2 separate regions of the Homo sapiens genome follow, and region 2 is linked to region 1. The links are chromatin loops, found by intact Hi-C in ENCODE. Cell type or tissue: tibial artery. All regions are shown on one strand. Each heading gives the region's core, and the rest is flanking DNA. Links, peaks and the distances in the headings are about the cores only. Region 1 overlaps JMJD1C (jumonji domain containing 1C). Region 2 has its middle 300 kb from the start of REEP3.

What was found. Hi-C counts contacts between places; a loop is a spot of excess contacts. Peaks named below come from ENCODE experiments on the same cell type or tissue, not always from the same donor. Only the 100,000 strongest peaks of a DNase experiment are listed, where the experiment ranks them.
Region 2: a loop joins it to region 1, with 4 times the contacts of the local background. A loop is called at or near these places in 19 of 110 quality-filtered maps.

Annotation. Positions count from the first base shown.
Region 1 is chr10:63,162,307-63,178,248 of GRCh38, forward strand. It overlaps JMJD1C (jumonji domain containing 1C), which reads right to left. Exons shown (of 26, transcript NM_032776.3): 23 at 15,411-15,550; 24 at 13,991-14,167; 25 at 6,129-6,260; 26 at 4,919-5,828. The coding sequence ends at 5,739. Among named protein-coding and RNA genes, the nearest start is that of NRBF2, 37 kb to the left of the region's middle. In tibial artery, for the core only: a CTCF peak has its summit at 4,673 (motif pointing right); no DNase peak of the experiment used is centred there; H3K27ac peaks cover 2,136 bases.
Region 2 is chr10:63,812,709-63,829,262 of GRCh38, forward strand. No RefSeq gene overlaps it. Among named protein-coding and RNA genes, the nearest start is that of REEP3, 300 kb to the left of the region's middle. In tibial artery, for the core only: a CTCF peak has its summit at 7,234; a DNase peak (open chromatin) is centred at 7,232.

The DNA.
Region 1 (15,942 bases), core at 1-8,000:
AAAATAAATATATTAGGTTGGCTATAAAATGTTTTTTTGTTTGTTTTGGGAGGCGGGGTCTGGCTGTGTCACCCATGCTAGAGTACAGTGGTGTGATCTTGGGCTCACTGCAACCTCTGTCTCTTGGGTTCGAGCTATTCTCCTGCCTCAGACTCCAGAGTAGCTGGGATTACAGGCATGCACCAATACACCCAGCTAATTTTTGTATTTTTAGTAGAGACGGGGTTTCACCATGTTGCCCAGCCTGGTCTCGAACTCCTGACCTCAAGTAATCTGCCGGCCTCAGCCTCTCAAAGTGCTAGGATTACAGGCATGAACCATCATGCCCGGCCTCAGTTCACTGATTAAGAAAAACGCCTCAGGCTACCACAGTATCTTCTAGATGTTTAATGTGAAAATAATGTGATTGTATTTTATCTATAGAATGGGAGAGATGAGACTACATTGACTTGCCTATGACATCCTGGTAGTTGTTTACTGGACATCTATGATAGGAATTTGTCTATTTGACATTCACCTCTTATAAAGGCCATTCCAAGAAGCAGCTCCTTCCCTGCTGCCCTTCTAGAACAAGAAATGAAGAGTGAATGACTTTGTAAATCTCTCTTGAAAAGTGTATAGAAGTCTCAGTGAATGTGTTTATAAAAAAGGGCCAAACGGAGATCTAAATATGTACACATTTGCTGTCCTTTTTGTTACTTGAAGGGTTGTGCAAATACTACCTTTCTGAAGCCTTCCCTAACCCCAGGCAAAATTTATTACAGCTTTTCCAAATACTTTGTATATACCTGTTATATAATATTTAGCATAGATGGGCCAATCCTCAGCATCTTTTTTAAAATTTTTTAACCATCACATCACCAATGCCTGCCTAACACTTTTGAATAAGTTGTAAATACAAGTTTATTTTTTGTTTTGAGACAGAGTCTTGCTCTGTCTCCCAGGCTGGAGTGCAGTGGCACAATCTCGACTCACTGCAACCTCCGCCTCCCGGGTTCAAGCAATTCTCCTGCCTAAGCCCCCTGAGTAGCTGGGATTACACGCCTGCACCACCACACCCAGCTAATTTTTTGTATTTTTAGTAGAGATGGGGTTTCACCATGTTGGTAAGGCTGGTCTCGAACTTCTGACCTCAGGTGATCCATCCGCCTCAGCCTCCCAAAGTGCTGGGATTACAGGCGTGGGCCACCGCACGTGGCCCAAGATAGTTCTACCTTACACTTACGTAGGGCATGGCATGTGTGGCTGGAAACAGTGATCCCTGAGTCTTTATCTTGAACTTCTTCCACTTACTAAAGCAAACCTGTATCACCTACCTTGAACCGTTGTTTCCATATTCCACAGTAGCCCCACCTGTCAGTTACCATCCTTACTATGCTGCCAGAGGACCACACTCGCTCTCCTTGGGAAAGCAGTCAGTTCGCATCTCATCTTATACTTCCTTCTCATTTTTTTTTTCTATTTTTTTGAGAAAGTCTTGCTCTGTCGCCCAGGCTGGAGTGCAGTGGCACGGTCTTGGCTCACTGCAACCTCTGCCTCCCAGATTCAAGCAATTCTGGTGCCTCAGTCTACAGAGTAGCTGGGACTACAGGCCTGTGCCACCAGGCCCAGCTGATTTTTATATTTTTAGTAGAGAAGGGGTTTCACCATGTTGGCCAGGCTGGTCTCAAACTTCTGGCCTCGTGATCTGCCCACCTTGGCCTCCCAAAGTGTATTTGTTTACTCATCCAGCTCTCCACATCTTTTATCATCTGCAAAATTTGGGTCAAAGACTAAGGGGTGGTGAGGTGGTGTTGGCTTCTGTACCCATAATGCCCTTCCTCTCAAAGTGGAGTCCATTTGACCCACCCATACAACACAGGTCCTTGGTATACCCTCCGCTGGCCCCAGGGCTGAGGTCTTTTTCACAGACAAGACACAGAAGGACAATCCTGTTTTAGCTATAGCCAGTTGTGAAAACCTCCCCAGCCAAGAAAGGGAACTAACTTACAAGGCATGCAGCCAGTGACCTGGAGCCTGCCAACATTTCATTGTCACTTAAAAGTCAATTAATTGTCATTAAAAGAACCAGGCTGATTACTGTGGGAGCCAAAGTACTTCACATACTACTCACATTTGCTATATTTTTATACGGTTTCAAAGCATATCTATCTAGGTTTACATAGTAATTGCATAACCAGGCCATGTCATAACTTTTGCAGTTGGAAAGGTCTGAGTCTGCATCCTGGTGACAGGCCTGGCAGCATACATAACCTTGTGTCTTGGCCAACTTGTTATCCCAATTCATACTGAATACTGTATTGAATACAGAATGATAACTAGCTGGGCGTGGTGTCCCACGCTTGTAATCCCAGCACTCTGGATGGCCAAGGTGGGCGGATCACCTGAGGTCAGGAGTTCAAGACCAGCCTTGGCCAACATGGTGAAACCCTATCCCCACTAAAAATACAAAAATTAGCTGGGCATGGTGGTGTGGGCCTGTAACTTCACCTACTTGGGAGGCTGAGGCAGGAGAATCACTTGAATCTGGGAGGCAGAGGTTGCAGGGAGCCGAGATGGTGCCACTGCACTCCAGCCTGGATGACAACAGCAAATTAGCAAACTCCGTATCAAAAACAAAAACAAAAACAAAAAACAAAAAAACCATTATATAGAATAACTAAATCACTTTTTCCTCTCCCATGGCTGACTGCTGATCTCATTTGTGAGAGCATCTTTAATAGGCTGGCATCTAGAAACAGAACATGTTGTATCAATCTATCTATGGTATACATGCACAGAGCAAAGTAAAGGTATGACAGCACTTTTCTGAAGCTTATTAATTTTACCCAGATGTTATTAAATCCATAACCCATCTACCAAGAAGGGAAGTGACAGAAAACCAGACACTGATTCGTCTGGGTATTACAGTCCCCAGATGCATGGCAGAAATGAATTTGAATGCACGTATTGATTATTCATGAAAAATCCATATTCCAGTAAAAACATTATCAATTAGGGCCAGGTGTGGTGGCTTACACTTGTAATCCCAGCACTTTGGGAGGCTGAGGTGGGAAGATCACTTGAGCTCAGGAGAGACCAGCCTTGGTAACGTAGTGAGAGAGACCTCATCTCTTCTAAATAAATAAATAAATAAATAAATAAAATAAATAAATAAATAACATTTTAAAAATCACGCCTCTAATCCCAGCACTTTGAGAGGCTGAGACTGGCAGATCATCAGGTAAGGAGTTCGAGACCAGCCTCGCCAACGTAGTGAAACCCCATCATCTCTATGAAAAATAGAAAAATTAGCCAAGTGTGGTGGCATGCACCTGTAGTCCCAGCTACTCCGGAGTCTGAGGCAGGAGAATCACTTGAACCTGGGAGGCGGAAGTTGCAGTGAGCCAAGATCACGCCATTGCACTCCAGCCTGGGTGACAGAGTGAAACTCAGTCTCCAAAAGAAAAAAAAATTAGCTGAGCACAGTGATGCGTGCCTATAGTCCCAGCTACTCGGGAGGTTGAGGCAGGAGGATCACCTGAGCCCAGGAGTTCAAGGCTACAGTGAGCTATGATTGCACCACTGCACTGCAGCCTGGGCAACAGAGCGAGAGTGTCTCAAAAAACATTATACACTAGAATGGGAAAGAACTAAAGTAAAGTATTCACCACGACTTTCCCTTTATAAAGGCTCTTTGTTGTTTCTCAAATTATTGTACACATTTAAGATAACACCATACCACCGTCTGGAGGGAGCTGACATACTCAGACATACTCCTGAGGCGCATCAGACCCAACCAAAAGGATGGAGAGAAAAAGGCCAGAGGAACTGCTCCAGTGATTAGGGAGTAATCAGCAATCAATCAACTCCCCAGCCTTCCAAAAAGCTTACAAATGTCATTAAGGATGTAAGCATTATGGTCCTCTCTCTTCACCCCAGATTTACAAGGAATTAATTAGGTCAGCAGCATGGAATTCAGACTATGGATACAATATTCTTCAGACTACGGATAGAATACTGTCATTAAGGTGGGTTTGCACTGAAACAAGCCACATTACCTGGCTTTATCTTCGTTAGCTTCAGCTATTCAGAATAAGTTGTAAATATGGTTAAAAGGTGGCTCATGCAAGAGCAAGAGAAGCAAAAGGTTTTGAGGAAAAACAATCACCACAGACTTTGGGATCCTGGCAGGCTTTAGGGGACCAGCAGGTGGTACTCTACTCCAGAATTAACACCTTGGCTTTCACTTAATTTTACATCAAAATTAAATCAGATGGAACATATGAAAGCATTAGACAAAAGCCACTTTATCAGCTGAGGCACATTTGGAAAAATGGTATTTAAAAAAGTCAAAAGCTCACCAAAGAAGGTTCACAAAATCATCTGAAATATTCCTCAGGCCAATTTTTCTTTCTAGCCAAGTAGTCATTATCCATCCCATGATAAGTATAGGTAATTAATGTGAAATGCCACATGTAGGTAATTCACATGAAATGTAATTGCTCACATTCCTGGCTGAACCTTGCCTGAAGTGGAGGGTGTTGTAACAGATTACATGGAGCTAAACGATGGTGACATAAGGAAAAACAGTATAAACTAAGCAACTTGCAAGGTGTCACAACTTGGACTCCCACTTTTTTCTTTTAAGCTGAATGCTTTCAGTTGAGAAGAAAGGCTATCCTCTCAATATCCTGCAGGTGTCAGTGGAGAGCTACATCTTTCCAGTAACTTAAAGGGTTGGGAATATGTCAGCCTTAACCAACCGACAATAGCAGCCAGCTATTAAAACCAAGACTTCAAATTAATTAAAATAACTTTCTAAGGTCATACAGTAAGTGGCAGAACTCATATTTATACCCAGGATGACTGACTTCGGGCTCTTCTCTGCCCCCAGTGTCATGCTTGTCAACAGAGGGAGTACTCTGGAAAAAGTCAATTTTTGATAAAGTCCTTTTAATGGAAAATGTAAAACCCCTTTCAACTTTAATGTACAAAGCCATATGTAACACTTGCACTTTAACAAAAGCAAGCCAATGTTTTAAAAAAATACATCATTAAATGTATATATGTATATATTTACATAGCATATTAAGTTTAATATTTAGCTTTAAAAGTTCACATAAATTTTACCAAAATGAGACAATTTTAAATAAATTACACCTTTTGAAAATGTTTAATTGTACAGTCAATAGCTTCAACAAAATATTGAAGTGTCTGTATTTAGTATCTACTTTATATACTTTATACTTTACAAATTTTACAATTATTTGGCAGTAATTTTCTGATTATGACATGACTGCTGTGCGATTCAGCAATTTCCCAGATGCAGGCAATAGCTGGTGTTTGTGTCCTATTCTCACAGTAACTGTCTCAATGTAGTGAAAAATATCAGTAATTTTAGTAAACTGTACAAGGTCACATTTACACTTGATCAACAATATAGCATAGAATTTTTTATTTTTTACCAAAAATAAATACATCATTTTAAATCTGGCATTTTCACAAACATCATATACACTATAATACAAAACAGCTATATAGTGCTGCTTTTAAAATTCTGCTTGTTTTATAACATTGAATCACAGGAGCTGTGACATATGCTATACTGCTGTGGTGTCAGTAACAAGTAATTACTACAAAGAGAATTTCTTGGCACTGATGGTTTTATGAAGCTTAAAGTCAGTGTGCATACATATCATCATTCAAGGTTAAGTAATCCCAGTTCAACAACCTAAAAATATCAAACTGGATCACACTTAATTTTCTTCCATATCCTCTACTTCATCCTCGTGTATCTTCAAGGCTCTCACCATTTCTTTGACTGCATGATACAAAATATTTTTAACCTGAAAGAGATGTTGATATTTCTAATCACTTCAGTTCGACAGAAATTAATTAAAAAATGACAACTTCCAGATTTAAAAAAATAATAGGGAACTAGGAAAGCCAAATATAAGAAAAATGTTTGAAAGTGTTAAGCCAAAAGGGACACTATAAATCATACAATTAAATACATGTTGGTGTTAATCTTTGGTTGTCACCCTAATGTGACCAACTAGGCAATGACTGCCTAAGCTGTTATACATGTATCATATTTCTGAATATAAAAAGCCTGAAGAACAGGACCTAGAACACCCAACTCTTACCTGTAGTTTATCATCATAATTGATTTCTTCCTTCAAAAGTCTCAGTTCCTGTGTTAAATGAAATGACTCTACAAGATGTTCTGGAGACACAAAATCTTCAGTTACCTGAATACAGCTGTGAAAATTCTGAACCTATCCCCAAAAGAAAAACCGTGAAATACAAGTTTTAGGAGGTGGAGCAAAGAAAAGCCAAGTTATTTAAAACCAATAAACACAAGAGACAATTCTGCTGGAGAATTTACTTTCTCCAAAACATCAAATGGATTTTAAAGCAGAAGACCACATTTTATGAGAAAGTTATGTCACTGAAAAGCTTCATGTAAAGTGACTTTGTAAATGGAATATTTTTAAATGATAAAAAGAAAATAACTTTTCCAGGAATCCTTTGGAGAGGCTGATAACCAGATATTAAATTATCAATTTTGCCAAAGTGGACTTTTAAAAAATGTGTTACTTTTAAAAACTAACTTGAAAGAATTTATGAGGCAATCTATCTGAGTATGTTTATTGTTGCTCCATTGGCTTTCAGGATTTTGGTCATTTCACTGTTAACTCTTACATCAGAGAATAAAGAAAAGAAAATGAAACTTTGTTAGGAACTGGGATGGAAAATGTAGTCCCAGACAGATCTACTGACCTCGACTGAGTTTCAGAAATATCCCAGGATTTTGGTTATTCATGCCTTTCTTTTGTGACTTTCTTTCAAATTAGCCAATTAAAGATACCCCTTCAATCACCGGTGACATCAGTACAACAGTTTTTCAACAGTTTTCTCTCTCCTGACCAAACAGTTTTCCCAAGAAGCCAGTCAATAGTCTTATCTGTTATTTGTTCAGCATTTACAAACTGACTTTGCACTTGACTATTAGAGCTGCTTTCTATTAATGCCAGTAAAACAACAGAGGAAGGCCCAAGCTGATCCAATCTGGGATTTGTGGTGTTTCTAGATTGTCTTCTAGTGATATTAAAAAACATCATAAAAATTCCTGGGAAAGGAGAAATAATTGAAAAACTAAGCATTTAAAGTTACTCTAAGTATGCAAAATAAATTTAATTGGGAGGAGTGAGATGAAAGAGATAGTAAGTGGGAAATGGAGACTGTGGGGAAAAAAAATCTAATTGATGATAGGGTGATGGAATTCCAGAGGGGCTAGAATTCCTCCTCTGGGCATAATGACCACCTGAACAGCTGCTGAAGTCTGCAGAGTTCTTTAACTCAAGCACTGTGCCTCTATTGATAACTTGGTAGCATAGTAAAGTAAACATTCTCTTTCTTTAATCATTAGGCTGTTGGTTCCTCTGGAGGATGAACATAGTGGATGCCTCACATTTTCAGCATTTCTGTACAGTCTCACTGGCTCTTCATAATGTGTCTGTAGAACAGATGCTCTATTTCACAGAGCAGGAAACTATGGATGAGATGTTCAGCGCCTGTCCCAAGACAAATCAGCCAATAAATGGCAAGTCAACAGGAGCCCAACTCCTGCGGTGTCTTGTCTAACAGATGCTTTACAGTCCTGCTTATTAACTCTCATACCAGCATACAGAGTCTCCAAATGCCCTCTCTCCTTATGTCTTTCATTTATCTGAACTTAAGGAGAGTAAGTCTTTCCAAAGTTTTAGCATGAAAGAACTTTTGGTATATCTAGCTCTAGCATGTCCTAAAATCATTTGTAGCTCCAAAATGTATACTTGGTTCTTTTTTTATATAATTTATTGATATTCTCACTTTGTTCATCCATCGTTTTCCTGATTTCTGCTGGCTCTTTGAGCATATTTAAGACAGTTGTCTAGTAGTAAGTCCAATGTCTGGGCTTCCCGGGGAAGGTTTTTGCCAATTTATTTTCTCCCTTTGAATGGGCCATACTTTCCTCTTTCTGTGTATGCCTTATACCTTTCTGTTGAAAACTGGGCATCTGAACATTACAATGGGTAATCATATTCTCTCCCTGCCTCAGGGTTTGCTGTTGTTGATTCCTGAGGGCTCCAGTCATCCATTTGTTTAGTGACTTTTCCAAACTGTTTTTGCAAAGGCAGTATTCCTTGTTGGGTGTGGTCACTGAAGTCTCTGTTCCACTATCTCACTGGTCAGCCAGTTACCTAACAGAGATTTCCTTAAATGCCAAAAATCAGCTGCCCTTTTCTTCATTAAGCAGTCTCTTGGTTGCTGTTGTAAGTTTTCAATTAGATTCCAGAGTTCTGAAAAAGTTCATTCTGTCAGTCTTTGCCAGCTTATGGTTGTTTTAAAATGACTTTTAGAACAGTAACCTTTATTAGTGCTTACAAGATGCTATTAGGTTTCCTAATGACCCCTACCTGATATATTTTGGATAAAGGCTTGAGGGTTACTTTGAAGAGCCAAGGTTCAGTTTTAAAGCAGAACACAACTCAGCTTCTCATTCTGATTATCCCTTTTCTTTGCCACATTTGACTCATTTATATTTCACTTCCTTGACATTGTCTTATTCATACTTGCCTAAAAGCATCAGTTATAATTATAAATAGGTAATGTTAAGAAAATATAATTTGTATTCATAGTAGGAAGGTTATTATATTGACACTGTGATTGCTATTTACTCAGTTATTTGTGAGAACTTAGTGTGGAAAGATTTTGCCAAGAAGTCCTTTTGGTCATATAAATACAGAGAATTACAACTTTACAATTTTCTAAACTCATGATAAATGACCAAACACAATCAAAGTTAGTATTTTTCGACAAATTTTACTAAAGATTATGTGTTAACTTAAAAAAAAAACAACTGTTGCTGTTTTTAAGTAAAGGCCACTCTAAACCTCAGAATACTACAGCTGAGACAAAAATCCTGGAGGTCAGGGTCATTGCTCTGTGGAGGGATGTACAGGAGTTTCACAGACTGAGTCCCAGTTACCAAGGTAAGATTTGTAAGTCTCCAATTCTAGAATAGTTCTTAGCATATAAAGAGGGCTGTGGCTATGCTGCTTTCCCTCAGCTTGCTAAGATTATATATCTCAGCTTCCTTGAACAGACAGCCCACTCTTCTCAGTTTGGCTCTGGCAATGGTCATTGCTGACGGGCCAAAGAACAGAATGTTGTTTCTTCCCTAGCACTGCTGGCCCTTGTCATGCAGAATCACTTGGTTGAAAATTTTTTGATAGGTGCCTTGGGTTTGCATGAGATTCCTATTTGTGTGGTTTCCAAAGTGTGGTCCCTGAACAGTAAAATCAGCATTTCCTGGAAACTTGTCAGAAATCTATAGTTTCAGGTCCCTCCCCAGACCCATTGAAATCAGAAACTCTGGTGGTGGGGTACAGCAATCTGCTTTATCAAGCCCTCCATGAAATTCTAACATATGCTGAAGTGTCAGAATACTGATTTAGAGTCTGATTATTCTGAGGGCCACCTATAGCCTACTGGAAGTGTTGAAGTCATTAACAGTTTTCAGAACTTCTAAGACCTAAACAGGTTGTAAGTAATAATGCATCTCAAATCCAGGTTAATATTGTAAACACTTATTACTTCCCTTGAATTTTCTCTTAAAACTGCATTGCCACCAATTGTGAATTACGGACAACATCCTTTCAACAGAGTATAAAGAGCTGTGTTGTTGTCATTACACCCCACAGGAGAGGAAAGGTAGCAATTCCCTTTTGTACAGCTGGCAATTTCTGTGCCAAAATATGTAGCAAAGAAGTTAGATCTTGTTTTGGATCACTCAGCAATTTAGTGGCAGAGCTCAGAATATAATTTGTCAGTCTAGGTCATATATGCTGCCTTGGTGTATTTAGATATAACATTTTTTATAGATGTAATCTTGTTTCTATAATCTATGTGAATTTTCTAACTATCTCAAAGAAAATGTGTATAGACATAAAGTGGATTCCAACCTAAGTAAACTTTTGGAAGTAGCCAGAGAAAGCACATATAGGAAGAAGTAAACATTTACATGTTTTACAAAAAGCCCAATACATATAAATTATAGAAAGCCATAAATTTGTTTTCCTCTACCCTTGTGCAAAAACATGTTGTTACTGAGAACGTATTTTCTGGCCTTCAGAATAGAGACTTATTAATAATACAAACATTAAGTGCATTATTCTAGGCATGGGAAGAGAGCAATGGAAAAGATAAATCTCTTACTTCATCATGCTTACGTTCCAGTGGGGGTTAAAAGACAAGCAAAGTGAGTAAATTATAAAGCATATTTTAAGGTGACAACTGAAATGGAGGAAAATAAAGCAGGAAAGACGACAGAAAGTTGGGGGACACAATTTACAGCTTTAAACTAGACCTCACCAAGAAGGTGAAATTTGAATGAAGCCTAAAAAAGTGTAAAGAAGCAAGTCTTACAGATACCTGACAGAAAAACGATTCCAAGCAAAAAAGATTAAGAAGCACAAAAACCCTGGGGGAGGGGGGAAACATACTTGGTGTGTGTGAAAGAAGCAAAGAGGGCAGGATGGCTAGAGAGGAACTAGGAGAGCCATACGAGATGAAGGCAGTGAGACAGAGGGGGAAGTGTGGATATGTAAACCAACCTAACTTTTTAACAAGGTCACTTTGAGCCTACTAAAAGACCACTGTTCCCAAAAAAGTAGCAGCAGGGACACAAGTGTAAGCATGGAATCTCTTTGGGGTAACAATGATTGCATCTGGAAAAAAGGAACTGGGGGAAAAATGTGAGATACTGAATTTTCACCGTGAACTTTTTATACTTTTGAATTTTTCTGTTTATGTATTACATTTTCAAAAGAAAAACATTAAAAAGTAGTATTTTCAACAAATAGTACTGGAACAGCCAAATGCCCATATGCAAAAAATTGAACCTCGCTCCATACTATGCACTACATACAAAGATGAACTACATTGCATACCCAAATGTAGGACCTCAAACTATAATGGTTCTAGAAGAAAATGAGGAGAAAATCTGAGTGATCTTGGGCTAGGCAACAATTTTGTAGATACTATGAAAATACCATCCATAAAAGAGAAACTGATCAACTGGACCTCATCAAAATGGAAAAAACCAGCCAGGTGGGTTGGCTCATGCCTACAATCCCAACACTTTGGGAGGCCAAGGCAGGAAGATTGCCTGAGCTTAGGAGTTCGAGACCAGCCTGAGCAACACAGCAAGACCCCATCTCCACAAAAAATTAAAAAATCAGCTGGGCATGGTGGTGTCCATCTACAGTACTAGCTACTCAGGAGGGTGTGGTGGGGGGATCACTTGAACCCAGGAGTTTGAGATTACAGTGAGCTATGACTGTGCCACTGCACTCTAACCTGGGCAACAGAGCAAGATACTGTCTTTTAAAAAATGGAAAAATGAAAAAAAAATGCTCTTTGAAAAGAGAAGCTACAGGAAAGGAAAATGTATTTGTAAAACACATTATCAGATAAAAGACATTATCAGAAATTGGCAAAAAACACTCAAAACTCAGTAAGAAAAAAAGCAGCTAAATAGACAGAATATTTGAACACATATTTAACCAAAGTAGATATACAGATGGCAAATGAAGATATAAAAAGATGCCCAATGTTTAGTCATTAAGAAAGTACAAAGTAAAACCACCATGAGACACCACTGTACACTTACTAGAATGGTCTAAAAACAAAACTGACAGTAACAAGCACTAGTGAGGAAGCAGAGGAAATGAAACTCACATAACCCTGCACTGGGAAATGAAAATGGAACAACCAATTTAGAGAATAGTCTGGCAGTTTCTTAAATTTAATCATACATTATAGTATCACCAGGCAATCCCACCATTCAGTATTTACTTAACAGAAATAAAAATCTTTGTTCACATAAAACCATGTATATGAATGTTTATGATAGCTTTATCTATTATTGCCCCAAAGTGGAAAAAACCAAAATGTACTTCAGCTGGTGAATGTACGGATTTAAAAAATGAAAAAAATATTCATACAACTACCCAGCAATAAAAAAAGAATCAACTGATAAATACAACAATAGGAATGAATCTCAAATACATTAAGAAAAGCCAGACTTAAAGGGTACATACTGTGTGAGTCCAAATTTACAGCATACTCATAAAAGAGGAACTATAGGGACAAAAAAGCAGATTAGTTGCAGGAACTTTGGGTGGGAAGAGGCTGACTATAAAAGTGCAAGAGGATGCCGAGCATGGTGGCTCATGCCTGTAATCCCAGCACTTTGGGAGGCCAAGGCAGACAGATTACCTGAAGTCAGGAGTTCGAGACCAGCCTGACCAACGTGGAAAAACCCCATCTCTACTAAAAATACAAAATTAGACAGGCGTGGTGGTGCATGCCTGTAATCCGCAGCTACTCGGGAGGCTGAGGCAGGAGAATCGCTTGAACCCGGAAGGCAGAGGTTGCAGTGAGCCAAGATCGCGCCACTGAGCTCTAGCCTGGGCAACAAGAGCAAGACTCTGTCTCAAAAAAACAAAAAACAAAAAACAAAAAAAAAAACTGCAAGAGGGAATTTTTTCGGAGTGATGGAATTGTTCTACATTTTGATTATGTTGTTACCTAACTATGCATTTGTTGAAACTCACAGAATTATACATTAAATAAGGTAAATTTCACTATATGCAAATTATATCTCAATTTACAAAAATGACTACACTACCTAGGTTAACTTTATAAAAACTGACATTGGATAAATTCAATATGTGAATAAAGATCTTCAAGGGAATCTACTTTGTATTATCAAAGGATTATTCCTATGTACAAAAAGATTTATAATACTAGTCTCTTAAATAGGCTCTTCTTTTGAGAGCATTTACATTTGAATACAGATTAGCTATTTTCTGCTAAGAGTCTAGAAGTCAAAGAAATGGTGTATAGGGTGAATCCCAGATTAAACATGAAACATAAATAATATGACATCTCTGAAATAATCATAAGTCCATGGGAAAATATAACCACTTAATGTAAATACATTTTTTCCAGGAAATTATCATAGAGAAAAAGGTATTTATTATTATGACATTTGTATTTTACTACTGTATCATAAATGCCATTTGAGATCTAATAATGATAAATCTGACCCTGAATCTGACACATCCTAAAAGCTAAGCAATTATTATCACCTAAGTAGTATTTGTATGGAAGAGTGCCATAAATGCTAAAACAGTCAATGACTATACTTATATAAAATGTGAGAAAGTTTCCTTGGTAAACTAATATACATCAGCTACATCTCAATTACTTAGCAGTGGAAAAGGTGGAGAACCAACTGTTGAGGCAAAGCAGCTTTTGAGTTTTTTCTGGTTTCCCTGGTACACCTTGTTAATTTTAAGGGTTAACCTGGGCTGTAGTAGCCCCATTCCACCTATAGGAATCCACTGTGTACTTTTAATCCCACCCTCCATAACCACTGCATCTATTCTATGCCATTTTTCCCGGTGCTGGAAAAATTAGGTATTTTAAACTAGGTATTTATTTTAGTTTTTATGTTTTGTGGATCAACAGTTATATAAATTACATACCATCTTTCTTTAGACAGGCCCCTGATATGCTAGCATGCTGAAGAAAGGTAGGAGGTATGCTTAAAGCCTGATAAAAAGTCTGTATACTGTGTCCCCCCATGCTTTTAAGCCTCACTATTCAGAGGTATACATGTCACCAGGAGGGCTTAAAAATCAGATTTCGATCTATTAAATCGGAGACAGTATACAAATAGAAATCTGGCTCATGTTAAAACAATTTAAAATCTTAAGGAAATTATGTGAGATTTCTGCAAGCACTGAGATGTCATTCTAATAAAGGCAGACTGGTGCAGGTAATTCTCTTATTTGCATCTTCTTCCATTTATATCTATACTAAGAGCAATTTTTTTTTCAAAACTAGTTCTTTCAGTCAGTAAAAAATATGTTAGAAATAAGTTTGTATATACCTGATGAAGTGCTCCCGCTGGCAAAACAATAGCATCACCAAGGAACTGAATAAGAGTACAGGTTCTGACTCCATATTCTTCAAGCAGCCTTTGACGGAGCTTTTTGTTCACATACCAACTTTGGTCACGTATTGGATCATGTTCTGGTAGAACTTCAAGGCCTTGTTCTTTTGAAATCTGAAATATGAATTAAAATAGACACTCCAATTTAAGTAAGGAAATGGTAAATCCTGTTCAGTTAAATTTCAATTTTATTTGTAATAACAAATCTTTTCTTCTCAGAATCAATGGAACAACTGAATGAGCTTCTTCAGTTAAAAAATAACATTCTGCAATAATTTGGAAAGCCAAAGAATATTAAAACAATACAGCAATGCTGAAATGCTCTTAACAGTTTACTACTTCCTTCTCACCACCTCCTTCCACTATGAAGTTTCCATCTATCTGGTTTCCTTCCTTATAACTGTTTCAAAAGTATAGCACATGGATGAGGAACAGGGTATTTTTTTTTTTTTTTTTTTTTTACCAAAAGCCAAACCATTCATATGTATGGATTTCATAAACATTTATTGATCCTTTTTTGAGGTAAGTATAAATACCTTTACATGGCTAACCTTCTAACACTTGAAAAATCAATTTCAAGGGACTCTTTAATCAGTTAAATAATCTGCTTTAGAAGGCACAAATGATCATACTTCAGATTAAAATACAGGTAAGTATTCAGGGATAAAATGGTACAAAAAAGGCTGTAACTCTTTTACTTCACATTGATCACAGACAGAACTTACATCCTTTCAGAAAGATGATGTATCAGCACTGAACATTTCTTAAAACAAATTTCCATAATTACGAAGTTTAAAAAGTACCTGAGCAAAGGGTTTCAACCAATTATTTCAGGTTGATATATAAATTTCTTTCAGAGTATATGCCAACTACAGTCAAGGTATGATTACTCAAAATCTGAGTCTACTCAGTAAGTATCATAGTATCAGATGTGATAGAGTAGAATCATTCCCTAGGTCAGCAGCCAAAAATATCTATCAGATTCAAAGAAAATAAAGATCCTACCTTCTTTAGACGTTTCCATGAAATATTTGTTTTTACATCCCGCGACTCCAGATAGCTACTTTTCGCCACCCAACTAATATCTGGCTCAAGAACAGATCAGTCTTTTATTAACAGGGAATGGAGGCACACTACCAACTGGGAACAAATCACCATTCAAAACCCTCAAAATGTTAACAGACTTTCAAAGAGGAGCAAGAGAAACAGGGTTTTGACTTTCAACAAAAACTCCCATCTACTTTGAAGTAAAAATTATGTAATGGTCTTATATTGTTGAATGCCAAGTGAAGGTACGGCAACAATGAATAAGTCCTTGCTTGAGGGGAAGAGATATTATTTGCAAACTAACTTATACCTTTTGAAGAAATTCCCTTATCTTGTCAACATCTTTCCCAGCATAAATATGCCACAGAGCACCAGGTATTTCACTTGAGTCCTTCAATCTTTTCCTTAAAATGTCATCCAAATCTTCTTCCTCAAATTTCTTGAGAATTCCTGAAACAAAGGAACATAATTTCAAATTGTCGGCAAAGAATACCAGAAAGCCAAGTCTCCTAAAGTTGATCTATCAGAGCAGCAGAGTGCCTGACTAGGATCAGTACTTTTTCTTTTTTGGTCACCCAGGCTGGAGTGCAGTGGCATGATCTTGGCTCACTGCAGCTTCCGCCTCCCAGGTTCAAGCAATTCTCTTGCCTCAGCCTCTCAAGTAGCTGGGACTACAGGTGCAAGCTGTCACACCCGACTAATTGTTTGTATTTTAGTAGCCGTGGGGTTTCACCATGTTGCCCAGGCTGGTCTTGAACTCCTGAGCTCAGGCAATCCACCTGCTTGGGCCTCCCAAAGTGCTAGGATTACAGGCATGAGACACTGTCCCTGGCCAGATCAGT
Region 2 (16,554 bases), core at 3,312-11,311, 650 kb after region 1:
ACTATGGCATTTTTTGGTATTGAATCATATCATTTGTGAAGAGAGAGACTTTGACTTCCTCTCTTCCTATCTGGATGCTCTTTATTTCTTTCTCTTGCCTGATTGCTCTGGCCAGGACATCCAATACTAAGTTGAATAGGGTGGTGACAGAGGGCATTCTTGTTCTGTGATGGTTTTCAAGGGGAATTCTTCCAGTTTTTGCCTATTCAACATGATGCTGGCTATGGGTTTGTCATAGATGGCTCTTATTATTTTGAGGTATGTTCCTTCAATACCTAGTTTACTGAGAGTTTTTAACACAAAGTGGTGTTGAATTTTAGCAAAGGCCTTTTCTGCATCTATTGAGATAATTGTGTGGTTTTTGTCTTTAGTTCTGTTTATGTGATGAATCACATTTATTGATTTGTTTATGTTGAACCAACCTTGCATACCAGGGATAAAGCCTACTTGATTGTGGTGGATTAGTTTTTGATGTGTTGCTGAATTTGGTTTGCCAGTATTTTGTTGAGGATTTTTGCATCAACGTTCATCAAGGATATTAGCCTGAAGTTTTCTTTTTTTGCTGTGTCTCTGCCATGTTTTGGTATCAGGATGATGCTGGCCTTATAGAATGAGCTAGGGAGGAGTCATTTCTTCTCAATTTTTTGGAATAGTTTCAGTGGGAATGGTACCAGCTCGTCCCTGTATATCTGGTAGAATTTGTCTGTGAATCCATCTGGTCCTGGACTTTTTTTGGTTTGTAGGCTATTTGTTACTGATTCAATTCAGAACTCATTATTGGTCTGTTCAGGGAATCAATTTCTTCCTGGCTCAGTCTTAGAAGAGTGTATGTGTCCAGGAATTTATTCATCTCTTTTAGATTTTCTAGTTTGTGTGCAAAGACGTGTTCATAGTAGTCTCTGATGATTGTATTTCTGTGGTGTCAGTGGTAACATTGCCTTTGTCATTTCTCATTGCGTTTATTTGGATCTGCTCTCTTTTCTTCTTTCTTAGTCTAGCTAATGGCCTATTTATCTTATTAATTTGTTTGAAAAAAAAAACAACTTCTTGACTTGTTGATCTTTTGAATTTATTTTTGTGTCTAAATCTCCTTCAGTTCAGCTCTGATTTTGATTATTTCTTGTCTTTCTGCTAGTTTTGGGGTTGATTTGCTCTTGGTTCTCTAGTTGTTTTCGTTGTGATGTTAGGTTGTTAATTTGAGATCTTTGTGAGTTTTTGGTGTGGGCATTTAGTGCTGTAGATTTCCCTTTTAACAGTGCTTTAGCTGTGCCCCAGAGATTCTGGTATGTTGTATCTTTGTTCTCATTAGTTTCAAAGAGCTTCTTGATTTCTGCCTTAATTTCATTATTTACCTGAAAGTCATTCAGGTGCAGGTTGTATAATTTCCATGTAATTGTATGGTTTTGAGCAATTTTTTCAGTCTGATTTTTTATTTTTATTGTGCTGGGGTCTGAAAGTGTGTTTGGCATAATTTCAGTTCTTTTGTATTTGCTGAGGATTTTTTTTTATGTCTGATTGTGTGGTCAATTTTTGACTATGTGCCATGTGGCGATGATAGAAATGTATATTCTGTTGTTTTTGGGTGGAGAGTTCTGTAGAGGTCTATCAGATCCATTTGGTTCAATGTTGAATTTAGGTCCTGAATATCTTTGTTGATTTCCTGCCTCATTGATTTGTCTCATTGTTAGTCAGTGGTGTGTTGAGGTCTCCCATTATTATTGTGTGGGAGTCTAAGTCTCTTTGTAGGTCTCTAAGAACTTGCTTTATGAATCTGAGTGCTCTTGTGTTTGGTGCCTATATATTTAGGATGGTTAGGTCTTCTTATTGAATTGAACTCTATACCATTATGTAATGCCCTTCTTTGTCTTTTTTTATTTTTGTTGGTTTAAAGTCTATTTTGTCTGAAATTAGGATTGCAAACCCTGCTTCTTTTTCTGATTTCCATTTGCTTGGTAGATTTTTCTCCATCCTTTCATATTGAGCTTATGGGTGTCATTGACTGTGAGATGGATTCTTTTGAAGACAGCATACCTTGGGTCTTGCTTTTTTATACAGCTTGTTACTCTGTGCTTTTGAAATGGTGTATTTAGCCTATTAACATTCAAGATTAGTATTGATATGTGTGGATTTGGTCCTGTAATTGTGTTGTTAGCTAGTTATTATGCTGGCTTGTATGGTTGCTTTATAGTGTAACTGGTGTGTGTACTTAAGTGTGTTTTTTTAGTGGCTGGTAATGGTCTTGCCTTTCCATATTTAGCACTCCTTTCAATGTCTCTTGTAAGGCAGGTCTGGTGGTAACAAACTCCCTCAGCATTTGCTTCTTTGAAAAAAAAAATTTCTCCTTTGCTGAGGAAGCTTAGTTTGGCTGGATATAAAATCCTTGGTTGAATTTTTTTTTCTTTAAGAATATTGAATATAGGCCCCTAATCTCTTCTGGCTTGTATGGTTTATACTGAGAGGGCTGTTTTTAGCTCAGTGGGGTTCCCTTTGTAGGTGACCTGCCTTTTCTCTCTAGCTGCCTTTAACATTCTTTCCTTCATTTTGACCTTGGAAAATATGATGATTACGTGTCTTGGGGAGGATCTTCTTGTGTTGAATCTTTCAGAGACTGTGTATTTCCTGAAGTTGAATGTTTGTCTGTCTTGAAAGGCTGGGAAAATTTTTATGGATAATATCCTGAAATATGTTTCCCAAGTTGTTTGCTTTCTTTCCATCCCTCTCAGGGATGCCAATGGCTAAGGCTATGGAACAGCAAAGATGGTGGCCTGTCCTTCTCCCTGGGAGCTCCAACCCAGGGAGGCTCAGAACCACTGCCAGTTGGAAAACACTGGCAAGGGTGGCTGGTGACCCCAGTCTGAAGGTCCTGTTCAGTAAGGAGAAGTGGGGTCAGGGACCCAGGTAAAAAAGCAGTCTGTCTGCTTTTTTGTAGGGCAGCTGCACTGAAGGCAACAATGGCTAAGGCTGTGCAACAGCAAAGATGGCAGCCCACACTCCCTCTGGGAGTTCCATCTCAGGGAGGTGTAATGCTGCTAATAGCAAAGATGGTGGCCCACCTCTCCCTCTTGGAGTTCCATCTCAAGGAGGTGTAATGCTTCTACCAGTGGCTGGCTAGAGTTCCAAGCCAGTGGTTCTTATTCTGCAAAATGTCATCGAAGTGGGACCTACAGACTGTTGCTGCTCAGCCCCCTGGATTCAGCCCCTTTCTTATAGGTATGTACAGGAGTCTAACTCCCTGCTTTGGAGTTGCAGCTACTTTTGCTGGGAAGTCCAGGTATCAAAAACTTCCAGCGGCTGCTCTGCTGAAACTCCACATTGCTCTGCATGTCAGACCGCAGGCCCAGGTAGAGTGGGTTCACGAGGGGATCTCTTGACTTGAGGGTTGCAAAGAACCGTGGGAGAAGCATGGGTCCCCAGGGTTGCTAACTCATTCACTGTTTTTCTGGGCAGGGGAGGCTCCTGGCTCTGTGTCACTCCTGGGTGGGCAGTTGTCCTGCCTTGCTTTTCTCTGTTCTCCATGGGTTGAGTTGTTTTCTTGGTGAATCCCAATGTGTGTTCCTGATGTTTCAGTTGAAGATGCTATATTTACTCACCCTCTATATTTTTCTCCCTGAAAGTGGTGCACACTAGTTGCTTCTTGTTGGCTATCATGGTCAGGCTCCTATTGTTTTTTTTCTTCTGCTAATTTTAGGTTCGATTTGCTCTTGCTGTTCTAATCCTTTAAGATGCATTGTTAGGTTGTTTAGTTGATTTTTTGTCTTTTTTGATGTAGGTACTAATAGTTATAAACTTTCCTCCTAGTACTACTTTCACGGTATCCCATAGGTTTGGTATGTTGTGTTTCATTAAGTTTCAAAATTTTTTTCAATGTCTTTCTTAATTTCTTCATTGGGCCAGTGGTCATGCAGGTGCATGTTGTATAATTTCCATGTATTTGTATTGTTTCCAAAATTCCTCCTGTTATTAATTTTTAGTTTTATTCCATTGTGGTCAGAAAAGATGCTTGATAGTATTTTAGTTTTTTGGAATGTTTTAAGACTTGTTTTGTGACCTAATATATGGTCTATTCTTGACAATAATCCATGTGCTTAGGAAAAGAATGTGTATTCTGCAGCCCTTTGATGAAATATTCTATATATATCTATTAGATCCATTTGTTCCACAGTGCAGATTAAGTCTGATGTTTCTTTGTTGGTTTTGTCTGGAAAATTTGTCTAATGCTAAAAGTGGGGTGTTGAAGTCTCCAGCGATTATTGTATTGGAGTCTATCTCTCTTTTTGCTTTATGTATCTGGGTGCTCCAGTGTTGGCTGCATATGTATTTAAAATTGTTAAATCCTCTTGCTGAACTTATCTCTTTATCGTTATATGGTGACTTTCTTTGTCTCTTCTTATATTTTTCGTCTTAAAATCTATTTTTTGTGATATAAGTATAGCTACTCCTGCTCTTTTTTGGTTTCCATTGGCATGGAATATCATTTTCCATCCCTTTAGTTTCGGTTTTTCAGTTTACGTATATCTTTATAGGTGAAGTATTTCTTGTAGGCAACAGATCAACAGACATTTTTTTAAATGTAGTAAATTTATATGTCTTTTTTTTTTTTCGAGACAGAGTTTCACTTCATCACTCAGGCTGGAGTGCAGTTTCACAGTCTCAGCTCATTGCAACCTCTACTTTCCAGGTTCAAGCAATTCTCCTGCTTCAGCCTCTTGAGTAGCTGGGATTACGGGCATGCACTACCATGCTTGGCTAACGTCTGTATTTTTAGTAGACACAGGGTTTCACCATGTTGGCCAGGTAGGTCTTGAACTCCTGACCTCAAGTGATCTGCCCGCCTCGGCCTCCCAAAGTGCTGGGATTACAGGCATGAGCCATGGTACCTGGCTGATAGTTGTTAAATTGGTGTTCTTATTTGGGCAGGGGATGATTAGTGGAGCCATCTTGCTCTGCCCCTTTTCTATTCTCACTTTTAGATCTTCTTTTGTGTTTTGTTATAATGTCCTCACATGGATATTTTTTGAATGGGTTCATAGAAGGGAGACTTTGAGTATGAGTTCTTGCATGTCCGGAAGTGTCTAATTTGTACTCAAATTTGATGGATAGTTTAGTATAGAATTATAGGTTCAGAATAATTTTCCTTAGAACTTCAGCTTGATTTCTTATTGTCTTCTGGCATCTAGTGTTTCTGATAGGCAGTCTGATACCAATGGATTCTCATTCTTTGAAGGTAACCCTTTAATAGACATCTGTACAATTCTTTTTATGCCTTTATCATTTTAATCTTTGGTGTGTCTGGGTGTGGGTCTTTCATTTATGAACCCTGTGGCTCCTGGTGGGCCTTTTTAATCTTAAGACTAGACCTCTCCTTCAGTGCAGCCTCCATGGGTATCTGTTCTCTCATCTGTTACTCTTGTTATCCAGATGTGGACCTTATGGATTGATCCTTCATATCTTTACTCTATTTCAGTATTTTTTCTTTGAATTCTGGAAAATAGCCCCGACTATATCTTTCAGGTTAGGTGCAGTTTTTTTGGTATAAATTTGTGGGGTACAAGTACAATTTTGTTACATGCATGGATTACACTGTGGTCAAATCAGGGCTTTTAGGGTAGTCATCACCTAAATAATGTAAACTGTACCCAGGTGCATTTTTAACAGAATTGAATAACCTCAATTCCTCTATTGAATTTGTTGTTCTCTGATTGCTTTTTTTTTTCCGGAAGCCTGTTTGTATGTGTGTATGTGTCCTAATTTCTCTGTGGATGCCCATTAGCATTAAAACTGTTTTTTTTTTCCTTGTATTACTTCTGTGCCTTTCAGGATTGATTGTTCTGTTGGTTCACAGTGGTCTTTCTCATTTATCTTCTCAGCCTTCATTCTATCTCTAGACCTAATGCATACATAATGTGCTCTCCCAGCCTAGTGTTTTAGTGCATTTAGACAGAAGTTGTTCAGATATCCAGCAGGGTGGCATGGCTGAAGCCATCTTTCTGTATACTCAGGGGAAGGGAGTGACCTAACGGCATGGCATTTAACTCTGGCAGCCTAACCCTTTGTAGAGAAGAACTATTCTGTTTTACAATGGGAATCTGTTGGCCTAGACTTCTTTCGTAGAAGGAGTTGGGAATCTATATTTATGGAGACAATGGGATTTAGCTACTGTTTCATTAAGAATAGCAGTCATTTATTGAGCACTCCCAGAGACATATGTTGTCTCTTTCTTTCGAACAGCTCTGAAAAGTCATTACTATTTCTCTATTTTATAAAGACATGGGCTTAGAGAGTTAAGGTAACTCTTTCAGAGTCACCTAGTCAGTACATTCAAAACTAGAATTTGAACCTTGGGATTTTGGAGGCTCCAAGCCATTGCTTCTAAAGGGCTTCTCTCTATGGCTTGACTAAAGATGAATAAATACCACAACGCTTCACAAAGTCTCAATTTTTAAAAACTGTTTTCTCAACTCTGCAAAAAGAATGTTTTCAAAAGTAGCATTTGGCATAATTCTCATCTTTCCTCATGTACTAAACTATTTTAAGAGACCAAGACCTGTTGTTTACTGGGAGAAAAGCTGGTATAGAATTTTGAAGGCCTCTCTTGGAAATAGAAGGATCTGATATCTGGTGGAGGGAAAGAGGAATTTTTTTTTTTTTGGAAATGGGACTGAAGTTCGAGTGTATCTAAGGGAAAGGGAACTATAGTTAATGAATTAGTGAAAAATACTGCATGAGTATTACTTAAAGTGAAACTTAGACAATTTGGGTAACAAAAGATCCTTATCAAAATCTGCAAGGTTTAATCAGATACTATAATATGTGGGGTCATAAGCCAAGGGGTTTAGGGGTTTATGAAATATAGGTCTGTGGGAGAAATGAGTAACCTATTTATCAACTGAAATTCTTATTTTGGACAGCTATCCCAGCATGATGTGTGCTAGCAAAACAAAACAAAAACAAAAATCAAACTAACAAAAATGGGGTGTTTATGGAAATAAAGGGTTAAATAAATTATGATACACACATTAAATGGAATCTCTTGTGCCCACACTCTACTGTCACTTCCACAGGCTACTGATATTTCTCTCTGGGCAATAGGGCCCATGCATTTGCACCAACAGAAGCCCTGCCATCAATACTTTGGCTTTACTCTTCATTTTATTATACTATTTGCAAGCCCATTTCTCCTAGAATCCTCCCATAAATTCCCATTTCTGAAGCTCTCTATTGCTAAACTTGGCTCGCACTCCCCCTACCGGCAGACCCAACTGTTATTCCCAAGTACTGTAGATTTCATCATTGCCAAAACTACATGATGTTTGTTAAGTACCAGAAAAAAATTTGTCTTTAATTTGATATTCTGTTGGGACAGCCAGAGGACAGTCGAGGATAAAAAGGAAGATTTTTATTAATAGTCATTCTACCTGCAGAAAACCCTCCCTAGATGATGATTTCCTGTATATGTGAGTTTGTTTCATAATTACTCAGGACAACAATGCCCTTGACAGCCAACCAAATTAAAATGCATACCCAGAGCTATAATTTTTTTAGCTCTAATTAACCAATTCTGTTTCCTTAAATGTAAATGACCTCTCTTCCTATTTTGAGATTTACTATTTAAGGTTTACTCAGTACACATTTTAAAGTAGATTAAAAAACAAATCTATTTAAATCTGTTTCAAAGATAAATGCCTGCTACAAGTCTTGTCTTCAGATACTACTCAATAGATTCATGTGTGCCTGAGGCATTATGTGGTGTTGGGGAGTAGGCAGAGTTTTAATTTCTACTATATATCCTCTTCTCTCTCTCAACTGTTTGAGTCAATGGTGGTGAGTGCATTTGCAGACAGCAACTCTCCCCTTCCCCAGGACTGGACACAGAGAAGGCAAATGTTCCTTTCATAGATCCCCTTTCCCTAAAGAGCACAAAGCCCCATGTTTTCAAAAAAGAAACAGCTGAAAACTAAAATAACAGAACATAGCTAGCATCCTTTTGTCACTATTTGGGTGTGTGATTGTTCTATTCTTGATGTTTTCTGTAGAGTTTGACTATTAAGTAAAAGATTTTCTTTGGAAAAAGTACAAGATATGTTGCATGTCATTGTCCCCAACATTTTGTCCTGTCTCAAGCAATATGATTTCTTACTTGAATTTTGGTTTTCTATGTAATAAAATGTGTAAGTAAATAAAAATAATGTAAAACTTACCTTTGCCCCAGAATACAGGTGACTAAAAAGCAATATTTCATAAAAATAAATGCAGTAGTAAAACTTGGTTAGAAATCATGCTTTTCTTTTTATCTTTTCTTGTAAAATTGATTGAGACTTTTGCTACAACAAAGAGCCAAATAATTAAGCCCAAATAAGCATTTGCTAATAAAGTTTTTTTAAAAGGCTCAAAAATATTAATTTTAATTTTATTAATATTAATTAATAAAAGTAAAACTCAGCCAACAATATGACTTCCATGTAGCATTTCTGCTTAGCAAGGTAAGGTGTGCCGAGGATAAATACTTAGAAAAACTGTAGCCCAAAGAAAAGTTTTTTCAGGTAGAAGGAATTCCACCAGAGGCAAGGATGCAATCTTTGTCTGTGATCAAAAAGCATGATTATAAGTCATGCGTGGTGGCTCATGCCTGTAATCCCAGCACTTTGGGAGGCCAACGCAGGTGGATCACCTGAGGTCAGGAGTTCAAGACCAGCCTGGCCAACACTGCAAAACCTCGTCTGTACTAATACTTGGGTATGGTGGCACACACCTGTGATCTCAGTTACTCAGGAAGCTGAGGCAGGAGAATCGCTTGAACCTGGGAGGCAGAGGTTGTAGTGAGCCAAATTCGCACCACTGCACTCCAGCCTGGGCAACAGTGTGAGACTCCCTCTTCCAAAAAAAAAAAAAAAAAAGCAAGAATTATTATAGAACAGACTCCCCTCTTTCTACACAGAAATTGATAATTCAGAAGAATTTCGAATTACTAAGAAAAACTTAAGGCCAATAGACTCAAGGATGGGGAAAAGGTAGATGCTTAACTAAATTCCTTTACTTGGGTCATTTGGAGGTCAGGATGAATTGATTTGTTATATTTGTCTTTAAACCCTGCCTCTTTCTGCTTCTCACATTGCCTTACATTTTCTGTCCTTGTGCTTTGTGTGGCTGCTGAGAATGAATGTGTTTAGTTGATAATTTGACTAAATGATTCTTTCTTGAACATTATTAATCAACAATGCCAGGTTTCTTGGTACAAGGACTTAACCTACCAAGATCCTCGTTGAACTCTTTGAAAGGCAGGCTGTCATGGTTGTTGAAGGTGATTGAAGAAGAAAACCTGGCCATCAGAAATGCTCCAGTGTGGTATGCAAGAAATATAAAGAACTAACTAGTAGGAGTAGAAATAGTAGAATGAACTAAGGCACAGGTCAACTTGTTACGCTGATTAAGTGTGAAGTACATTGCTTTTTTTTCTTTCTAGCATTTGTGTTTTGGAGGAATTGTTCCTCCTCCACTCTATGTCATTCTGGTGGGACGGCCAATCATGGGACTTCAACCATGACCTTTAAGGAGTGGGATAGGTGGTAGGCACTTCGCCCAAACTAGGCCAATCAACATCGTCTTTTGGAAGTTTGAAACTTTAGGGTTTATCCTCAGCTAGAAGATGTATGGAGTGGGTCATCTGGTGGTTGGAGCCAAAAGCAACCGTCCCTGAATTTCTGCTCTACAAGTGTCTGCAGTGACCCTGCCTCCTGTCCTTCCTGTGGCTGTGGTGTTTGGTTATTCCTTTACAACTCTGAACTACCCCAGAATGTTTCCAATAAACCTCTCTTTCTTATTTAATATAGCAAGATCAAGACCATCGTTTATCATTTAAAAACCCAACGGATACTTTCAGGTATAACAGCAGTTTCTGGAAGAAATTAAATTTATTGCCGAAGAGAGAAGGAAACTAAGCAGTACTGTGCTTCTAAATTGTCAGCAGTTGATCTACAGGCCTGCGCTTGGCATTCTGCCATCTTCGGTTCCATATCATGTTGTCTTTGCAGCTCCAGAGCTCAGTCATTGTGATTAGAGGCTAGTAAGGCAGTGAGGGGTAGCACAGTGTTTCACAAAATATATTCTGAGAAACATTAAATGCTTGAAAAACTCTGTAAACAAACAAACAGCAAGTCACCTTGTATGTGCTTTTTGGAGATTTACAGTGCTCATAAACATAGCAAAGACTCCGATGAGTTGTGTGGGAAAGAAAATTGTTTAACTTTAACCCACCATTTTCAAAACCTTTTGACTGTAGAACCCTTATCTCACAGAATGCCTCTTAATATCTCTTGGGATGAGGACTTTGTGAAACACATTTGGGGAAACACGGGAGTGCAGGAATTGGAAAACCCAGGTTTTGGATATTTAAATGTAATACCTATTTGGCAGAGTGTCAACAAATAAATGTTACTTTATTGTCTTATTTGCCAAAATAGTATTTCATGTTTAATTATATGATTAAAAAATAATTTGTGGTATTTTACTACAAAGACATCCCATGTTCATGGATTGGAAGAATTAATATGTTAAAATATCAATATTACTCAAAGAGATCTACAGATTCAATGCAATTTCTATCAAAATTTCATTAACATTTTTAATATAAATAGAAAAAAATCCTAAAATCTGTATGGATCCGCAAAAGACCCTGAGTAGCCAAAGCAATTGAGCAAAAATAAGAAAGCTGGAGACATCACACTACTTGATGTCCAAATATACTTTGAAGCTATAGTAATCAAAATAGTATGGCATATAAACAATATAGACCAATTTCATATAGACCAGTAGAGGAGAATGGAGAGCCCAGAAATAAATACACACATTTATTGCCAATTGATCTTCAACAAAGGTGTCAGGAATACACAATGGGGAAAGGATAGTCTTTTTCCATAACAGTGTTGGGATAACTAAATATCATAATGCAAAAGAATGAAATTGGACTCTTATCTCAAACCATATCCAAGAATCAACTTAAAATGGATTAAAGACTTAGGCATACTGTAGAAAAAAGCTTTTTGACATTGGTCTGTGCAGTACATTTTTGGATATGACCACAAAAGCACAGGCAGCAAAATCAAAAATAGACAAATGCCATTGCATCAAACTAAAAAGCATCTGCACAGCAAAAGAAGCAATAAACAAAATGAAAAGGCTACCTATAGAATAGGAGAACATATTTGTAAGCCATATATCTGATCAGGGTTAATATCCAAAATATATAAGGAACACAAAAAACTCAATAGGCATTTCCCAAAAGAAGATATGTAAATTACCAATAAGTGTGTGAAAAAGTGCTCAATATCACTAATTATCAGGGAAATGCAAATTAAAACCGCGATGAGTTATCATCTCATACCTGTAAGGATGGCTATTATCAAAAAAATGAAAAATAAGTGTTGATGAGGATGTGGAGAAAAGGGAACTCTCATACACTGTTGATGGAGATGTAAGTTAATACAGTCATGGAAAACAGTATAGAGGTTCCTCAAGAAATGAAAAATAGAACTACCACATGATCCAGCAATCCCACTACTGGGTATATATTCCAAGGAAATGAAATCAATGTGTTGAAGAGATATCTGCGCTCCCATGTTCATTGTAGCATTAGCCAAGATATGGAGTCAACCTAAGTGTCCATTGATGGATGGATGGGTAAAGAAAATGTGACACACACACACACACACACACACACACACACACACACACACAGGAATACTATTTAGCCATAAAAGAGAAGAAAATCCTGTCAATTGTGACAGCATGAATGAACCTGGAAGCCATCGCTAAGTGAAATAAGCCAAGAACAGAGACATACTGCATGATCTCGCTTATATGTGCAACCTAAAAAGTTGAACACATGGAGTTACAGAGTGGAATGGTAGTTGCCAGGAGCTGGGGTAGGGGTGGAATGGGGAGATGATGGTTAAAGGATACAAAGTTTCAGTTATGCAAAATGAATAAGTTCCGGAGATCTAATGTACAGCACGGTAATTATAGTTAATACTGTATTGTACACTTGAGATCTGTTGAGAGTAGATTTTAAGTGTTTTTACCACACACAGTCACAAAAGGTAGTTATGTGAGGTGATGGATATGTTAATTAGCTTGATTGTGGTAATCATTTCACAAAGTATGTGTATATCAAAACATCACATTGTACATCTTTAATATATGTAATTTTTATTTTTATTTGTTAATTATACTTCAATCTGAATAAAGAATAATGAGATCCTTTCTTACGAAAACAATATATTCTTGTGAAGCATTTTTTTCAAGGATTTGAGAATTGTGATTTGAAATTATCAATTTTTGTACCATTGCAATTAAAATTTTTTTATTTTGACTTTAATTTCTATAGGAAATAAATCTATATAAGATAATGATTAAACATCAGGTTAGAAGGACTCAAGATTTCCCATGTATTTATTTTAGTTTGGTCATATTGGTGACATCAAAGCTGAAAGAGAGGGTGAGAGGGAGGGAGAGAGAGAAAGAAGGAGAGAGAGAGAGAGAGAATAGTAGTTAGAAATACAGTTGTTGACTCACCACATGGGAAAAGCTGCATCAGAGAGTTACCAGAACCCACAGTTGGCTTTGTTTGAGTGAAAAATAACTTTTATGTGTTTAAGCCTGTGAGATTTTGGATTAATATGTCACTGAAGCATCACTTTGCCTAATATGACTAATGCAGGTGGCATTGGTAATTGTAGTCATTACAGATAATACAAGAAAGCCAGTAAAGAAATAGTTAACCCTTATTGAGCATTTATTCTCCAGGCTTCATGATATGTACTTTCATGAATTATCTTGTTCAACCTTCACAGCAACCCACTTAATAAATGAGGATGCTGAGGCACAGAGAAATTTAATAACTCTCCCAGGGTCACAGACTTCATAAAGTTTAGAGTTGGCATTCAAACCTACATTTGATCTGATAACAAAGCTCAATGACTTTCTGACTATAGAGTAATTTAGTTTATTCACATAATTATAACTTTCTAAGAATGTAAAAGTGAACTTGGTTCTAAGGTATCAAGTGTAATATTTTTTAGAGGAGCATGGTGGATTTTGGCTTCTTGGAAATTTCTTGGTATTTAATGAAAACATTCTGTATTTCCTTTGATGCAAAAGGGGAAATTTTTGGTTCATGTGACCCGCTTTGTTTTTATATTACCCATATGTTGGGCACAGACTAGAGTTAGAGCAAAGTCCTCTTAGGATTTAGGAATGTTGATGTGATTAGTATGTCATGATTTAACGGTGGTGACAGCAAAGAACAAAACAGGCTAATAAATTAAGTTTCATTTGTATGTCTTCTGGGAAAGACAGTTTGTCAGGTTAAGTAAGATTCAGCCAGGCGCAGTGGCTAACGCCTGATATGCCAGCACTTTGGGAGGCCGAGGTGGGTGGATCACTTGAGATCAGGAGTTCAAGACCAGCCTGGCCAACATGGCAAAACCCCATTTCTATTAAAAATACAAAAATTAGCCGGGCATGGTGGTGCATGCCTGTAGTTCCAGCTATGTGGGAGGCTGAGGCAGGAGAATTGCTTGAACCTGGGAGGCTGAGGTTGCTGTGAGCGGAGATCATGCCACTGCACTCCAGCCTGGGTGACAAAGTGAGATTCTATCTCAAAAAAAAAAAAAAAAAAAAGATTAAGTAAGATTCTGTCCTTTGGTTGCCCATGAAGTTAGGAACTGAGCCTGGCTCTTCACTACAAGGATCAAATTCCTAAGTTCTGGCCTCACTCATCCATCATTTCTTTGACTCCTTAGGGAGCCATAATTTTAAAGAAGATAAAATCTATTACTTTAAACATTTATTCTTGATAGTAAAAATCCAACCAAGACCTTAATTAATTAACTAGTAAATTAATCAATTAATTTACTATACCTCATTAAAGATACTAGTTGGTAGGGGTTGCTTTTGGGACATTTCATTATATTTTTGTTTTAGAAATATAAGAAATACTGATTCTTCAGGGCTCCCGAAGAAGTGGCTGATTCTAGCCTGGGGGCAGTAAAAATGCTAAGTGAAATGGGACATCTTGTTGGGCAAGAAAGTCAGGGAAATGCTCAAAGACTGATGGGGATGTGTCAAAAGAATATTCAAGGCAATATGACAATCCTCTTATTGACCACAATGGGGGACTATTTAAACATAAGAAAGAATAATGACTATGACTAATTGAAGAGAAGAGAGGGAGGACTTACTTGCTACTATTGCAGATGCTATTATAGTAATGTTTTACTCTAAAATTGACCATCAGAAGTGTATTATTCCATTCTCACGCTGCTATAAAGAAATACCTGAGACTGGATAATTTATAAAGAAAAGAGGTTTAATTGACTCACAGTTCCTTGTGGCTGAGGAAGCCTCAGGAAACTTACAATTATGGTGGAAGGTGAAGCAGAAGCAGGTACCTTGTTTACAGTGAACAGGAAGGAGAAGTGAGTGCAAGCAGGGGAAATGCCAGACATTTATAAAACCATCAGATCTCGTGAGAACTCACTATCACGAGAACAGCCTGGGGGAAACTCCCTCCATGATCCAGTCACTTCCCACCAGGTCCCTCCATGACACATGGGATTATGAGGGTTGCAATTCAAGATGAGATTTGGGTGGGGACACAGCCAAACCATATCAAGAAGGGAAATATTAAGTATTTGCCCTGCCTTTTTAGGAGGACCAAGAATTCTTTCAGCTACAGAGAGAAAGCTCCCCTTTAAGGGAGAATGCCAGCTCATACATTTGACATGGTTGCAAATAGAAAGTCACTGTTTTGCAGCCTTAAAAAATACTTTTTTAGTGTCAAGAATCATCAATGGATGCTAAAACCTTTAAGTGAAAAAGTTTGTCAAACAAGATATTCACATAATACAAAGGTCTCAACCCACATTCATACTCACTGCTAAGGGAAAAATGTAATTTTAAAATAGAAGCATCTTGTGGTCTCCATCTTTACTGAGTGATCAAAATTCTCATCACTAAGAATAGGACAATCTGATATATTTCTCCTGATGTGACAAAATACAAAGTATACAACATCATGCATGCAATATTTTAATAAAAAATGTTTAACTAGAATCTAACCATGCTTCTAGTCCTGACCTAACTTCTAATTTACAGAAAAAAAGATGATATAAAATGAGTTCAATGATATTGCTAGAAAGTGTTCAAATTCAGAATATAGAACATTCTATAAGACAGTGAGTCTGGGTTTTTTCCTCCAAAAAAGTCAATGTCTTAAAAAAGAAATTAAAAAAGACTAGAGACATAACAGAATAGACTGCATGAACTTTGATTAGATCTTCATTTTAACAAAAGGTTTTGTTTCAACAAAAGCTATAACATGATCTTTGGGTAATTATGAATGCTTTCAAGAATTATTGTTACTTTTCTTGAACATAATATGGTACTGTGGTTATGTAGGAGAATGTTTTTTCTTTTAAGAGATGTAGGCTGAAGTTTTTAGGCATGATGGGTAGAGTCATGATGTCTCTAAATGGTTCAGTAAAAACAACATATATATATATATATATATATATATACATATATATATATATATATATATATATAACAGAAAAAAGAAACCTGGCAAATTACTAACAATTGTGGAATCTAGGTTTTCTAGTACTATATATATATATATATATTTTTTTTTTTTTCTTTCTTTCTTTCTTTTTTTTTTTTTTGAGATGAAGTCTCACTCTGTCACCCAGGCTGGATTGCAGCGGCAAGACCTCGGCTCACTACAACCTCCGTCTCCCGGGTTCAAACAATTCTCCTGTCTTAGCTTCCTAAGTAGCTGGGACTACAGGCACTCGCCACCATGCCCGGCTAATTTTTGTATTTTCAGTAGAGATGGGGTTTCACCACATTGGTCAGGCTGGTCTCGAACTCCTGACCTCAGGTGATCTCCCTGCCTTTGCCTCCCAAAGTGCTGGGATTACAGGCTTGAGCCACCGTGCCTGGCCAATAGTTTTAAATATTTTGTTTTGATTATGTTTAAGGAATCCTGACCTTTATAAAGATCTTAACTTAAGGAGCAATTCATTCTAGAAGCAGTGTAATCCAGGTTAAGACCTTGGTCTAGGTTCAAATTCTGACTCCTCTATTTTTTTTTGCCATCAAATTCCTTAAACATTCTCAGCCTCAGTTTCCATATCTGTAAAATAGGGACAGTAATAATACCTACCTCAGGGGGAGATTGAGTTAACTAAGATAAAATATGTAAAGTGTTTAGAACAGTGCCTGGCACATAGCATATGCTAAATGAGTATTCATTATTGTTATTTTCATAATTATGGTCTAGGCTGGTTCCACTAACCACCAGGGAGCTAGGGAGCTGTCATACCAGTCCCAGGCTTTTTCACTCTGCACATTTTCCCACCTGAGTGCCCTTTGCTTTGGATCTTTGTTATAGCTGAGCTGCTATCTGATACGGTAAGTCATCTCAGAGGCTATTGTGAAACCAAGAATGATTGAGAAATCACAAGTTGGGAGATTGAAATCTGTAGATGAGAGAGAAGC